Regions from separate parts of the Homo sapiens genome. Here region 1 is linked to region 2. A link is an interaction called in ENCODE POLR2A ChIA-PET data of the cell type or tissue named here. Cell type or tissue: HCT116. All regions are shown on one strand. Each heading gives the region's core, and the rest is flanking DNA. Links, peaks and the distances in the headings are about the cores only.

Region 1 (8,056 bases), core at 1,504-6,503, 430 kb before region 2:
GGTAACTTGGATAAAGGTGGTATTGCCTAACATTGTGAATGTACCAAATATCACTGAATTGTGCACTTTAAACTGGTTAATTTGGTCAGGAACGGTGGTTCATGCCTATAATCCCAGCACTTTGGGAGGCTGAGGTGGTGGATCACCTGAGGTCAGGAGTTCGAGACCAGCCTGGCCAACATGGTGAAACCCTGTCTCTATTAAAAATACAAAAATTAGCCGGGTGTGGTGGTGGGCGCCTGTAATCCCAGCTACTTGGTAGGTGAGGCACGAGAATTGCTTGAACCCAGGAGGTGGAGGTTGCAGTAAGCCGAGATGGCACCACTACATTCCAGCCTGGGTGACAGACTGAGACTCTGTGTCAAAAAAAAAAAAAAAAAAAAAAAAAAAGAAAAGTTAATTTTAAGTTATGTGAATTTCGCCTCAATTAAAAGAAAATAAGGAAACTGAGCTTAAAGGTAGTGGTAGATTGATTACACTGACAACACTTATTACTTGCCTCCCTGTGATCCAGCCATTTGCCCTGTAACTTTATAGGCCTCTTCCATTCTGACTCCAGGTTCAGTCGAATGACTCTTTGGCCAATTGGATGGCAGAAAACTTAATGCAGGCACAGGCTTGAAAAAGCCCAGGTGTGTTTCCACTCACTCTCTTGGAAATAAACACCATTATGAGAACAAGCCCAGGCTATCCTGGGGATGAGAGTCCATGTGGAACAGACCCAAGTTATCCCAGCCAAGGCCATCCTAGACCAGCCAGCCCCCAGCTGATCTGCCAGCTGACTGTAGATGCATGAGTGACCTCAGCAAAGATCAGCCAAGTCTGGCTCACATCAGCAGAACCACCCAGGCTACTCATACACTCATGAGAAATAATAACCGATTATTGTTTTAAGCCATTAAGTTTTGAAGTAGCTTGTTTCGCAGTAATCACTAACTGACCTAGAGTGGTTGAATTACTTGTCTGAGGTCTCACATCTAGTAAGAAAAGGTAGAACAGGTTCCAAAGTCTGGTTCTAAAGGATTGTTCTATGCAGTTGTCACCTTCATTTTACAAGTGAGGAAAATGAGATTCAGAAAAATTGAGGGTGGGTGTAGAAAGATGAAACAAGAACATCGTGTGTGTGTGTGTGTGTGTGTGTGTCCTCCTTCTCTGTCCTAGGTAATGAAGGAATGTCACCTGTAAACCCTCCCAGCCTTCCCCAAACCCCAACTCAATACTATAGAAAGGTATTAAAATGCTGGCACTGACTTCCAATTTGAGTTTCCGGTGGCATCTCTGCAGCTTTCCATCAGTTCTGGTCAAGGCTGCTGTCCTGCACTGCACTGCCATGGGTACTGCCTTGCTAATGGACAGGTAAGAAAGATAACTCATCAATGTACTATTCTTTTCTCCTAAAGCTTTGTCTGGGTATTAGCATGGCTCTTTAGCAGATTTTAATTCTGTGAAGCAGTGAGTTGCTAGGATAATGGTTGCCTTAAACAGCTGTGGAAAGAGTCCCAGGGAGAACATGCAACTCATATAGGCCACATGGTTTAGTGCACCAGGATCCAAGATTCTCAAATGTGGTGCTATTCCCTGACATTCCTCTCCTACAAAGAGGATCCTGAAATCACCAGCCTACCCCCAGCCCCTATAAAAAAATGGTTCCTTCTTGTTGGCAGAAAGGCCAAGTTATTCTACATCTTAAAGTGCTGGAGGAGGTAGGAAGAGCAGAGGAGAATTTCACAAACTGGGAGCCAAGGAGGAGCTTTTTCAGGGGGTTGAGGAGAGTTACACCCAAGCAGCTGCAGGGAAAGAAGGAAGTAGAATGAATGGGATTTTAGTAAGTGCTGTTGGAGTCCATTGGATCTGAGTCTCCTTTAGTAGTGCTAAGATAGAGAGTAAGGAATGGCATTGCATTGTGCTTCTAGGTCATAATAACTCTCGATGAGCCACATGAGTCCAGATTTTATCAGGGTTACATCAGGCATGGGGCTGAGCCCATTGTGAACTGGAGAAGATAAATAGGAATTCTATTTTCAATCCAACGTTTTGTCTTCAATGTTCTGCCTATCAACTGACCATCTGGGTTTGGGAAGAGACTTAAGGATATGGGCTTTCCCCATTCACTGCCTGCTTATAGGCAGTGGGGTCTTGACCATTTATAGGACTCTGTCCTCTCCTTGTTGGCATTCCTGAAGCTGAGCTCCCAGGTTACAGGGCTCTCAGCAGCTGAGAAAATGAAGAAAGTCTGGTTTTACCTTGATGGGGAGTGCTGAGCCCAAGCTCTCCCTTCCTGGGATGGCTGCTGTGTCACTTTCAGGATGGGACACCTTGGGTCTTAGTCTGTGAGTCTTACTGCATGAGTGAAGGTGCATACAGGACCCAGGCTGAGCAGAGAAGCCAGAAGTGAGATGAGAGGGGCTAAATCTCTTTCCTTCCTCATGTCACAGATCACTCACCTCATACCCAACACCACACACAAATGACCCCATACCTCACACCCTTTCACACACTGTGATCACACACATCATATCCCAGGCCACATTCATACCACGTATCACATATATGCCACACATGCTATAGAAACATACCACACACCACATAACAAATATACATCACATCATCTGCAAATCATACATACAGCAAACCACACTCAATGCACTGCACAAAAATTACCCCCAGACATGTGCCACCCATGAGACACACCCATCACACCATTCACACATACATCACACCCATGCACACACTTTGTATGCCTGCCACCCCATGTCCCATACCCATACCCACACCCACACATCTCTCCTCTGCATGCCTCATAGCACACACGTCTGCTGTGCCCCATGTCACACCCCCCCCCCCGCCAGGTTCCTTCTCACTCTAACCAGGGCAGAAACCTAAAAATGTCTTACTGATCATCCTCATGGCACAAAGCCCCATAGGCAAGGGGGAAACAGTGTGGATGGAGTGGCTACATGCAAGCAGTTGCATTCTTTAGGCATCAAATAGACATCTGGGTACAATGGAGCATTTTTCAAGCCGGTGGAATTTTTTGGAAATTTTAGTTTATTTAAGTCAGATGATCCTTTTCTCCTCCCTAAAAAGTAAGACCATAGGTGTTACCTTGAAGGGCTCACCATATGGTTGGCATGACTGACAAGTAAGCAGGTTATAACAAAGCCCTTCCAGAGCCCTGGGGGCCCAGGGCTCACCTGCCCTGAGCATGTACCTGGGGATACCTTGTGGAGACACAAGGGACACAGAGCGCCCAGTGTCTGCTCTGGAACTTGCAGGCTAACTCAGTGGCTGGCATGGAAAGAATGAGAATGAAGGCAGATCAACCTGCCAAGGAAGTGCAAGTCATGGAGGTTGCAGACAAGGGAGGCCCAAGATAGCAATGGAGAGGTGGTCTCCACGACAGCTAAGGACTAGGCGTCAGTGCCACAGGCACCTGGGTGTGAGTCCTGCTCCTGCTGCTCAGTAGTGCCAGGGCCTTGGGCTTATATGATTTAATACTTAACCTCCCTGGAACTCAGTTTCTTTTTCTGAAATGAGGGACAATGATAGTACCTATAGTAAAGGGTTGTTCTGAGGACAAAATCCAAATGAGAACATTCATATGCCTGGTACATATTAAGCACTCCATGAATACTGCTGCTCTTATTATTATGACTATTAGTATCATTGTTTTCTTTGGAGTCTGGTTCCCCAGATGATGGGAGGAGATGAGATCCAGAGCTTAGCAGAGGGGTCAGCCTTGGAGAAGAAGAGAAGGAACAGGTGGAAGGAGAGAGCCAGTGGGAGAGATAGAAGTTGTGAGATTAGAGGAAGAAGGCATAACAAGAAAGATGGGATCTGAGTTGGTTGGTATGGACTGGTGGTTATTAGCTTGAGTTGCCTGCTGGAATCACCTAGGGAGCTTTTAAAAATGCCCATGCTTGGGACTCACCCTGAGAATCCATTTAACTGGTTTGGGGAGAGCCCAGGGGTTGCTACTCAGGAGAGCAACCCTCATGATCGCAATGTGCAGCCAGGGTGGGAAGCCCCAGGAACAGACAAATGCCGGCTCTCAGGTTGTCATCTCCATCAAACCCCTGGTGGGCCTTCTCCATGCTTTTGGGGGGTCTAACTTTTGGCAGTGCCCTGTCCACATATCTCTCCCCTGGATCTAAAGGGCCCCATGGAGCAGATGCCAGCTACAGGCTCTTCCCTTCCTTGGGAGTTCTGTGTCCTTAAGTGAAGAGGAGACTTTGTGGATGGACTGACTGAGGGGCCGTGGGTGGGAGACAGATGAGCTGCATAGACTCGGCCTACAGGGCCTAGGGGTGACATTGGATGGGGCCACATGACAGGTGGAGCCTTGGGGTCCCTCTGGCAGCACATGGCCAGGAAAGGAACAGCACCCATGGAAGGGGAAAGGATCACAGAAGATGGGCCCCATAGGGACCAGACTCTGATCATCATGCTGCCCTTTGCCCTGGAAGCTCATCTGAGCTCTGCAGCCCTGGCCCCAGCTGCCTCCCTAGCCTCCCCTTCTGAGCTTGACAACACCACCATCCTCTAATCCTCCAAGCACAACATGCTGTTTCCCAGCTCTGTGTCTAGGCCCAGTGCTGCTTTTGCCCTCTGCCTTAGGTCACACCACTCAGACCAGCTAACTCCTCCCTGTCCTCTCAGACTCAGCTCTTGCAGGAAGCCTCCTGCCCTGACCCTCCTTTCTGGCTAAAAGCCCTGTATTTCCATAACACCTTTGCTTACCAGCATCTCGGCCTTTTAAACACCATGTTGCAGTCACCTGTTTGCAGTCACCTGCATCATCAGACTATAAGCCCTTTGGAAGAAGTTTCTGAATTATAGTCACATCCAACTATCCCCAGACCTGGCGCATGGGAGATATTCAGCAGTCTCTAGGAAGAGGTGTGTAAGAGCTGGAAGATGGGTTCCTGTTTCCCCAGAGTGCGTTCCCTCTATCCACCTTATGTGTGCACAATCTCCTGGAGTTAGAGCTCCACGGGCGGCTCTGCTGGACCTCAGGGACAGCTGAGGGCACCACGTGTCCGAGGCTGCAGGGAGCTGTGAGGCCTCTGCTGGCCAGTCCCAGAGGAGGTGTCTTCCTGCCTTCTGCTCACAGTGGAGGAACACTCCCAGCTCTGTTTAGGCCTTTCCAACCCTGTGCCTCTTGGGATGTCTTGGAAAGCAATGTGGCATCTCAATGAGTTTATTCTTCCAGTATGTGCTGAATATGGAAATCCGAGCCAGTATGTGGTGGGTCAATAAGCCTGCTCTTCCATCTCAGTGTCCCCTGAGTCTCCTGGCACGGACTGCCCTCCTCCTGCCCTTCCCTCCTCCCTCCTTCCTTCCCTGCAGCACCTCTCAGCCCTGGAGCAGCAATGGCCAGGGTGTAGACGTGTGAGAACCTGAAACAGGGGCTTGCTGGAAGGAGGCCAAGAGGACGGACTGTCAGAGGCCTGGGTCTCCCTGCTGAAGGCCAAGGTGAATTCAGCTGCTTACCCTGGCAAGGGGTGCTATTCTTTTCCTCACAGTCCTGATGGCCAAGGACAGTGGTTGATCCCATTCTCTCTTGCCACCTCATCTGGGAGTCAAGAGGTGGGTCAGGTCTTGGCTCTGCCAAGTGTCATTGTGTGCCCTTGGGCAAGTCCCTCCTCTGTTGAACGACGAGGTGGGTCCAATGGTCTGAGATATTGTGACTTTCCCAGGACCTGCGGATAAATGTAGCCCTGCTGCCTGCAGGTGGCTCAAGCATCGTGGCTGCCTTGCTCAGGGTCTGAGCTTTACCTCACAGTGAATCACACAGAAGTGGGGGGAGCTGAGTGGCACACTCCGTTGCCACATTGGGACAGTCTGGATGTGGGGACAGTGAACCCCTAAGGCTACCCTCCCTCATCCTACCCTCCATTTCCTGGGGCTTGCCCCCTTGCCACTTGGTGTGGGAGGTTCTGCTTAGTAACAGACTAAGCTGCCCCCTTTCTTTGCCTCTGACCCTGAAGGCAGAGCAGCCCCCTTCTGAAGCCTCTGGCGAGTGGCCTCAGAGCAGATGCTCCTCTGTGTCCCCGCCTCCTCCAAGGCCAAGAGGGCACATCGCTGCCCCAAACCCCAGGCTCAGGAGACCCTGCTTCCCTACCATGTTGACCCCGCCAGCTCCCCCCAGCATCTGTGGCACTCCTCAGGGCACTCTTGCTTTGGGACAAAGAGCTGGCACTTCCTTTGGTCCGGCCAAGCCGAAGGTGGCAGAGACAGGTGGCAGTCCTCCTCCTGCCTCAAACAAATGCAATCAAGCCATCAAGCTGCCTTTTTCTTTTCTAATCAATTCCCATGACAAATGGGTCTGTGAAGGAGGGCAGCCTGCCCCAGGCATTCTGTACTTCAATCAGGACAACAGAAGGAGCTGGATTCATAAAACTATAATGCACCACTTGAGCATATTTCCCAGGAACCGGACCTTGCCATAAGGGGGCTGCCAGCACCCTCCCTCCCATGAGGGGAGGCAGCTTAACCCTTCACCCGAGCACAGATGGAGTGCTCCACAGCCTCCTCATGGGACCAGGGGTGGGTCTGTGTGCTTGGCTGATCAGAGGGCATTTGCAGGGAGAGGGACAAAACCGTTAAGAGTGAGCGGCAGCACGTGATCAGCATAGGGACATGTGGGCTTTGGAGTCGTGCAAACCTTCACCCTCACAGCTGCATGGCCTAACTTCTCTGGTCCCCAGTTTTTCTTGTCTGTAAAGTGACGTCTGTAACACCTTTCCTTCTGGGAGGTGAGGAATAGCAAGACGAAGAACGCAGACCTTGAGTCAATGCCAGCACAAAGAGGGCACTGAATGAATGAACCGAGTCCACTGGACTCAATACATCACACAAGGCCTTTCCACAGACACATGCCACGAAGGCGCTCAGAAGCCGCCACTCCATCCTAACCACAAGTACAAAACTGGACAAACTGAAAAGCAAGTCTTCTTAGATCCACCACAGAATTGAGGTCACCGGGCAAACCACTGCACCCCAAATTGTAAAGACAGGTGGATACAGAGAATCACAACTTACTGGAGCAGAAACTTCTGTGGCAACCAGTTCTGGGGTAAAAACATGCCCTGTAATTGACAAATTCCTGGAGGCTCTGCATGGGCAAACCTGAGAGAGAAGAGCCTCAGGGGGGACCCAGTCACCAGGTCCCCATGGCCCACCTGGTCATCACAGTGAATCGCACAGAAAAATCTAGTGGTGGGGAGGGGAAAATAAAACATTTTGAAATACTCAGAGCATTCTATTCTTACCAAGTCCTGCCCTCAGGAGCCTAACTTGCTGGAGGTTTTTTGTTCTTGTTGTTGTCGCTGAGATGGAGTTTCGCTCTTGTTTCCCAGGCTGGAGTGCAATGGCGTGATCTCAGCTCACTGCAACCTCTGCCTCCTCGGTTCAAGCGATTCTTCTGCCTCAGCCTCCCAAGTAGCTGGGATTACAGGCATGCACCACCACGCATGGCTAATTTTGTATTTTTAGTAGAGATGGGGTTTCTCCATGTTGGTCAGGCTGGTCTTGAACTCCCAACTTCTGGTGATCTGCCCGCCTTGGCCTCCCAAAGTGCTGGGATTACAGGCGTGAGCCACTGTGCCTGGCGTTTTTTTTTTGTTTTGTTTTTTTGACGGTCTCACTCTGTTGCCCATGCTGGAGTGCAGTGGTGTGATCGCAGCTTGCCCTTCCCCATTGGCACTGTACTTGATTTTTCTTGCCCTGGAGTGTCTTAAGGCTGAAATTCCTCTCTTTTCCCAAACCAGGTGGAAACCTTGGCGACTTAGGTAATCCAAAGCAGCTTATTCCTAGGTGGCCCAGGGAGACTGCCAGCAGAGAGGCTAGTGGTCTCTGGGCCCTGCTGCTGGGAAGGGGTCTGTGTGGCATGCCTCGTGCTCCTCTGGGTCACACTGGCCCCAAGTTTCTGATGTCCTGTTTTAAGCCTAACCCCAGTCCATTCTAAATGTCCCACTTAAGACCCAGGGACTGAGAGATGTGAAGCTGCCCAGTGAGAGCACAGATCTCATGGCTGAGCTGCCGGGAGCCAGGC
Region 2 (8,056 bases), core at 1,743-6,742:
CTGTGATCTTTGATGTAACTGTTTTGGGGTGCCACAAACTGGCAAACTTAATAAATATTAAGATAAATATTGATTAAGATAAATAAATAAATAAGATGGCAAACTTAATCAATAAATATTGTGTGTGTTCTAACTGATCCACTGACCGGCCATTCCCCCACGTCCCTTCCCCTTCCCGCAGGCCTGTAGACACAATACTGAAATTAGCCCAATTAATAACCCTACAATGGCCTCTATGTGTTCACGTGAAAGGAGGAGTTACGTGTCTCTCACTTTAAATCAAAAGCTAGGAAGGCTTAAGCTTAGTGAGGAAGGCATTTCAAAAGCCCAGACAGGCTGAAAGCCAGGCCTCTTACACCATACAGCCAAGATGTTAATGCAAAGGAAAAGTTCTTGAAGGAAATTAAAAGTGCTACTCCAGTGAACACATGAACGATAAGAAAGCAAGACAGCCTTATTGCTGATACGGAGAAAGTTTTAATTATCTGGATAGAAGATCAAACCAGCCACAACATTCCCTTAAGCCAAAGCCTAACCCAAGGCAAGACCCTAGCTCTCTTCAATTCTATGAGGGCTGAGAAGTGCAGAAGAAAAACTGGAAGCAGCAAAGTTGGTTCATGAGATTTAAGGAAAGAAGCCATTTGTTTGACATAAAAGTGCAAAGTAATACAGCAAGTGCTGATGTAGAAGCTACACAGCAAGTTATCCAGAAGATCTAGCCGAGATCACTGATGAAGGTGGCTACATTCAACAACAGATATTCTCATGTATACAAAAGTCTTTTATTGGAAGAAAATGGCATCTAGGACTTTGATAGCTAGAGAGGAGAAGCCAATGGCTGGCTTCAAAGCTTTAAAGGACAGGCTGACTGTCTTGTTAGGGGCTAATACAACTGGTGACTTTAAGTTGAAGGCAATCCTCATTTACCGCTCTGAAATTCCTAGGGCCCTTAAGAATTATGCTAAATCTACTCTGCCTGTGCTCTATAAATTTGAACAACAAAGCCTGGATGATAGCACATCTCTTTTTTTTTGAGACAGAGTCTTGCTCTGTCACCCAGGCTAGAATGCAACGGTGCAATCTCGGCTCACTGCAGCCTCCAACTCCCAGGCTCAGGCAATTCTCCTGCCTCAGCCTCCCGAGTAGCTGGGATTACAAGCATGTGCCACCACACCAGTGGGGTTTCACCATGTTGGCCAGGCTGGTCTCAAACTCCCACCTTGGCCTCGCAAAGTGCTGGGATTACAGGTGCAAGCCACCACACCTGGCTGACAGCACATCTCTTTATAGCATGGTTTACTGAATATTTTAAGCCCACTGTTGAGACCTACTGCTGAGAAAAAAAGATTCCTTTCAAAACATTACAGCTCACTGACAACATACCTGGTCACCCAAGAGCTCTGATGGAGGTATACAAGAAGATTAATGTTGTCTTCATGCCTTCTAACCAACATCCATTCTGCAACCGTGGATCAGGGGTAATTTCAATTAATTTAAGAAACATATTTTGTAAGGCTATGCCTGTCATGGATAGTGAGTGATTCCTCTGATAAATCTGGACATAGTGAAAGGAAGCCCTTCTGGAAAGCATTCACCACTCTAGATGCCATTAAAAAATTTGTGACTTATGGAGAAAGTAAAAAAAAAAAAAAATCAGCATTAACAGAAGTTTAAAAGAAGTTTATTCCAACCCTCATGCATGATTTTGAGGGGTTCAAGATTTCAGTGCAGGAAATAACTGCAGATGTGGTGGAAAGAGCAAGGGAACTGTAAGCAGAGCCTAAGATGTGACTGAATTGCGGCAATCTCATGATAAAACTTGAATGATGAGGAGTTGCTTCTTATGGATGAGCAAAGAAAGTAATTTCTTCAGACGGAATCTACTCCTGGTGAAGATGTGCACGTTGTTGGGAAGGTAACAAAGGATTAATAATATTACCTAAAAGTAGGTGAAAAAGCAGCTGCAGGGTTTGAGAGGACTGACTGCAATCTTGAAAGAAGTTCTACTGTGGGTAAAATGCTATCAAACAGCATTGCATGCTACAGAGAAATATTTCGTGAAAGGAAGAGTCAATCAATGTAGCAAACTTCATCATTGTCTTATTTTAAAGAAATTGCCACAACCACCCCAACCTTCTGCAACCACCACCCTGATCAGTCAGCAGCCATCAACATTGAGGCAAGACCCTCCACCAGCAAAAAGACTATGACTTGCTAAAGGCTCAGATTTTTGTCAATTTTTTTTTATCAAATGTATTTTTTAATTGAGGCATGCACATTGTTTTTTAGGCATAATGTATTGCACACTTAATATTGACTACAGTATAGTGTAAACATAACATTTATATGCACTAAGACACACAAAAAATCATCTGACTAGCTTTACTGCAATATTCACTTTATTGCAATGGTCTGGAACTGAATCTGCAATATCTCCAAGGTGTGCCTGTATAATCTCAACCAAGCCAAAAGCAATATTACAAATATACTTAAAAAAAAAAAAAACAAAAAAAAACTGGGCCCAGCATGGTGGTGGCTCACACCTGTAATCCTAGCACTTTGGGAGGCCAAGGCGGGTGGATCACAAGGTCAGGAGTTCAAGACCAGCCTGGCCAAGATGGTGAAACCCCATCTCTACTAAAAATACAAAAATTAGCCAGGTGTGGTGGCGCGGGCCTGTAGTCCCAGCTACCCAGGAGGCTGAGGCAGGAGAATGGCGTAAACCCAGGAGGCAGAGCTTGCAGTGAGCAGAGATCGCGCCACTGCACTCCAGCCTGGGCGACAGAGTGAGACTCCATCTCAAAAAACAAAAAAGCCTTAATATTTCAAAATAATTTTTGAATGACAGAAGAAATGCAAAAATAGCTTAGAGTTCCCCATACCCCTCATTCAGCTTTTCCTAATGTTCATCTCTTACATAACCACGATGCATTGATCAAACTAAGAAATTAACACTGATTCAATATTCAATACTATTAACTAAACTACATGTTTTATTTGGATTTCATCAATTTTTTTACTGATGTCTTTTTTCTGTTCAAGGATCCAATCCAGGATACATGTTGCATTTTAATATTATTTGTTTTTAAATATGTAAACATTTTATGATTATTTATTCTTCCTTGGTAAGTACTGGTACTCTGGGCAAAGACTTAATCCTTCTCCCTATCGTCAAAGAAAGCAATCTTTGACACGATCTTCTGGCCTCCAAAGGGAACAGAATTTGATCCACAGTGAGATAAAAACCCAGACAATGACCAAGCCTCTTAACCTTCCATAAGCAGCCACCACCCTGGCCTCTCTCCACAGCAACTAACTGGTATTTAAAAGTAATTTATGTTAATTGCAGTCGGCCATATATGAACACTACAAAGCCAGCCGGCTTCAAACAAAAAGGCTCAAGAGAGGAGCCTAACAAAAAATTAATTTTGTAAAAGACCTATTTCTATTCCAACTTGTTTTTAAATGTATGTTCTGAGTCACACACCATTAACTGTCTCAATTTATTAATAATCTCAGGGCAACCAACTATCTCAGATAATGCAACGATGAAATCTTGCATAAAAAAAGAAAATGAAATATCTATATGCAAACATTAAGCAGGTAGTCAGCTGTGATGACCAGAGAGGATTATTATTGTTTTTTAAACCAGAACATGTAGTAAGGCAAAAAAAAAAAAAAAAAAAAAAAAAAAAAAAAAAGGAAGGCTGCGTGAACTGGTAACTCAAACTTTGTAAAGAAAATTCTTCTCCTCTGAGCATGAGATTCTTTTAGAAAGACCAGTTCAAAGAAAAGTTCTATGGAATTCCTTCCTCCTCTCCCCCAAGCAAAGATTTGTGACGGGAGCAGAAAGCCCCATATTCTCAAAGACCCTTCTTTTCGCTGAGGAAATGACGGTGCTGTTTTGGCATTTTAAAGCAAGAACAAATACTTTAGCTATAAAATCCACTTTGTAGATTGAATCAGCAAGACAGCTGTTTATACAGAAACCCTTTCCTTTCTCCCTCCAAGCCCCTCAGTGATTCATATCAGCAATAAAACATTGGCTAGAACAAAGAAAAACGGAGTTTAAAGAAGAGAGACACAGGGCACACCCACCACCTTAATAAGTCTATTCCTTAACAGATAGAGCCTATTTCAACTTAGCCTATTTCCATGAATAATATTTCTCAACCTACCGCACCTGTATAAAAAATAATAATAATAATAATCCCCCAAAAACTGACCAACTTTTTGCTGCAGAGTCAGAAACTGAGTTCTTATTTGTGTAAAATGCTCAGTGGGTGTGACACAACCCATCTTTGATATGCTCTGGGCTTTGAAGTATGCTCTCTTTTTAGCCATGGGGAGCCTGATGACTCACCAGCACCCTTCTAGCTCCCCTCCTTGCCAACTGTCAGCCATCTCCCTAAGCAAGCAGGGCGGCAGGGCCACCAGATGCTGGGCAGGAGGCGTATTAATTCTCCTGAGTGACAGAGGCTTGGGGAAAGAAGTGGGCAGCGCTGCACAGAAAGACACATGACCATGACCATCCATCATCAGAAGCTAAACCCCAGGACCCAGTTTGCACTGGAGGGTGGGCACATTCCCCCCATCCCAATTCTTTCCTGTTCACTCTTCAAGGCCCAAGCCAAATGCCACTTCCTCTATGAAGCCTTCCCTGGCTCTCCCCAGAAACGACTCTCTGCTCGGTGGTCCTGAAACACCTTTAGCATCCTTCGCCCGCTGATCACCTGCCTCCCCAAACAGACACACACTCAAAGGCAAACTAGGCCCTTCCCTCATCTCTGTAACCCTAGCCCCCTGGCCTGCACCCAACCCAGAGCAGGGGATCAAGAAATGTTTGCTCAATGAATGAACCCAACTCACCTACCCCAGAAACCACATTACTAAATGCTAATTACCTCTCACTGCATGAATAATGGATGAGGAAATGAAATAACAAATGTCTCCTTGTTAGCCAAGTCGCCAAGTCCTTCGGGAGCACAAACACAGGATCGACTGACTTGTGGCTGTTGTAGGATGGGTCAGAGACAAGACAACTCATCTTGAAGGGGTGAGAGGCAGGGAAGGAGGAGAACCACATTGGTCCAGCAGCTGGCAGTACCCTGAGATGTTACCAATCAAGTTCTAGACAACTCAGACTCACTTCTTCACCTTCCCCAGCTTCAGCTAGCCCCTTGGAGTTGATTCTTGCATGGTATACTTGGAAACATTAGCAGGAAGGCAAAGAGTTGCCCAAGAATAAGCTCAACTCCTTTTTCTCCCGTGAAACTCACCCCCAACAGTGCCACGCCAGCTTTTGCCACATCTCGTTCATCTGCCACGGCCCCCTGAGATATGCCTGCCCCTGCACCTGCCGGCACTTAAAAATGAAAGCCAGATGCTCAAACAGCACCCAGATGAAGTGCTATACTGGAGCAAACAACAAGGCAAGATTTATGATAAAGGAGGTACCGGATCTCTTCCCACTCACTGGAATAAAAAGGTCAAACAAATATCCAATTTGTGGCTGGTCAGAGCCAGATCCTCCCATGTCCAAGATTCATTCTGTCAAAAATAAACAAGTCCGCCTCCAGAACATAGGGACATCTGCAGGGTCCCCTCCAGCCCCTCTCCTCTAAATCCCACACTACCCTGGAGAGACAGTACCACAGAGATGCACACAAGGTGACAGAGGAACTTTTTTCAGTTTCCCTGAACAAGCCTCAGAAAAAGTGAACATGCATTGCCTATCCATTTACAACATCTAACAGCCCATATTCCTTTAAAAAAAAAAAAAAACAGGCTGGGCACAGTGGCTCATGCCTGTAATTCCAGCATTTTGGGAGGCTGAGGCGGGCAGATCACCTGAGGTCAGGAGTTCGAGACCAGCCTGACCAACATGGAGAAACCCCATCTCTACTAAAAATACAAAATTAGCCGGGTGTGGTGGCGCATGCCTGTAACCCCAGCTACTCGGGAAGCTGAGGCAGGAGAATCGCTTGAACCCAGGAGGCGGAGGTTGCAGTGAGCCGAGATTGCGCCATTGCACTCCAGCCTGGGCAACAAGAGCAAAACTCCATCTCAAAAAAAACAAAAAAAAACAAAAAAAAAAACAAAAAAACAATAAAGCACTGATTACATATTCAGAGGATGTGCTATATATCCAGGAAAAAATTATGATCAGATACTTGAGCCTTTTCTAATTCTGCAAATAATCAAGTAATGGCAAGGTACAGCCAAGCGCTGTTGCAGCGTGAGGAGGAGGCGGAGGTGGAAGGAAGCTCTCCACATCAGGATCGCAGTGCTCAGGCGTTCAGAGCAGGCCTCAACCTGACAGCCCCGTGGGTCCAGGAGCCTCCCCGCCTCCCATGCTGGAATGCGAGCTGTACATACCTCTTGGTGGTTTCATACTCCAAGCCGGAAGCAGGACAAGTCATGTGAAGGCCATTCCAACAGTAGGGCCCTGAGTCTCTCCCCAGCCTCCCCTGTGGCCCCAGGCTCTGGAGCAAACACCATTCTCAGTTCACCCAGGGGTGGCTCTGAAAACCATGGGCACTGGGTAATGCTGACCAAGTCGACTGACTTTTTTTTTTTTTAACCTTAATGAGCCAATGCAGTAAATTCTTCAAATGTTCTCAGATTTACAACAGGTGACCTCTACAAAAGAAAGAAACCACTGTCTTATTTATTGGTTCAGAAGGTCAGCTTACTACTTAAACGGGTCTTTTTCTGAAACCTTTGGTACTGGGAAGAACTCTCTCTCCTTGACAAATCTTACTCCAAAAGTCAGGGTTTTCGTCTAGCGGGTTTTCTTAAAGTGGGGCATACCTGTGAGAGGGAGGCTCTTGGAGGGTCACTGTACATTTATACTTCCTTCAGCAACCAAAGTCTTAGGCCCCTAAAGCAACTCACAGAAAGGCTGTGAACTCTTCCAACCGTGCTGGCCCCAGAAAGGCTCCTTTCCCTCCTAACACTTTGTGAAATGACTCGCTCGCTCCCAAGGGCATCGTGGAGCCACATCTCCAGGTGAGACCAAGGTTTCCAGGCCTCAGCATCCTTTGGGGACCTGGTTTCAGTCACAGATGTCCAGGCACCTTAGCAACTGGAGATCCACAGGTGAGGGACCCCCCACCAACCTCCATTTCTAACAAGCACCCCCGAGGGGTTCTGATGGAAGTACTGGCTGCTCACAAATCCACCCTTCCTCCAGGTACCCTGCCACCCCAACCCCACTGGAGTCACCAGGTCTAAGGCACATGGGAGAGTTTGCCTCTCACCCCTCCTCCTTTCATACTCACTCTGCCCCCTGCTCTGGTCCAGGCCCTGTTCTCTTAGCTCCCTGGTCTCCCCCAGTCCATGACTTATAACACTGCCAAGAATTTTCTCTCTAAAATATCAATGTGATGATGCCCTGGCTCCTAAGCCGCCAGGATTCCAGACTGCCTTCAGGCAAAGTCTCTATCTCTTGAGCGGAATGCAGAACTTTTCCTGCTCTTGCCCCTAAATCACCAGTCCAGCCTCCCCTCCCATTCTCTAGCCCCTTCCCCCAGGCAGCTGTCCGAGGGTCTCCCTAGCCCCCAATCCACTGGACCTTCTCGGTGAATGCGTCCCCTCCTCTACGATCCTGCATTTTCACGCAGGTCTCGCCCACTAGCCCTCCTGAGGAGGGGGACTGTCTAGCTTTTGTTTCCATCCCTGACTCCCAATCTCCAGCACAGCACTCTGCCCATGGTAAAGGCTCAATCAGTGAGTTCACTCCATGAACAAATCCTCTCCTGCCTGGCCTGGTTAGTTAGAATGGCGGGGGAGAATGAGGCTGGGGTCTTCAGATGAGATCGGGCACATTCAGGGTGGTATGGCTGTAGACAGTGGGGTCTTCAGTTCCAGCTCCCCCGTCCTTCACTCAAAAAAAACCTATTCAATAGGCAGCCACTTAAACTTCTGGCCACAAGCAGGACAAGGCCAGGGTATATTGACAGCTCAAAACAATCCAGTCCTACCGTAGAGAAAACAATTCAAGTGCGGGACCTGCTGACAACAGGTCAGGTGTGTCATCTCCACACATAAGAAA

The links. ChIA-PET counts read pairs that join two places held together with the same protein. Peaks named below come from ENCODE experiments on the same cell type or tissue, not always from the same donor. Only the 100,000 strongest peaks of a DNase experiment are listed, where the experiment ranks them.
Region 1: POLR2A ChIA-PET joins it to region 2 with 5 read pairs; 3 of 35 experiments call an interaction of 5 or more read pairs at or near these places.

The regions. Positions count from the first base shown.
Region 1 is chr17:57,724,961-57,733,016 of GRCh38, reverse strand. No RefSeq gene overlaps it. Among named protein-coding and RNA genes, the nearest start is that of CCDC182, 16 kb to the left of the region's middle. RefSeq lists a silencer at 4,202-4,457 and an enhancer at 5,604-6,103. In HCT116, for the core only: no CTCF peak of the experiment used is centred there; no DNase peak of the experiment used is centred there; H3K27me3 peaks cover 417 bases.
Region 2 is chr17:57,291,638-57,299,693 of GRCh38, reverse strand. The region is part of intron 5 of MSI2 (musashi RNA binding protein 2); the gene reads right to left. Among named protein-coding and RNA genes, the nearest start is that of MSI2, 39 kb to the right of the region's middle. In HCT116, for the core only: no CTCF peak of the experiment used is centred there; DNase peaks (open chromatin) are centred at 3,963, 4,363 and 6,383; H3K4me3 peaks cover 2,388 bases; H3K27ac peaks cover 4,115 bases.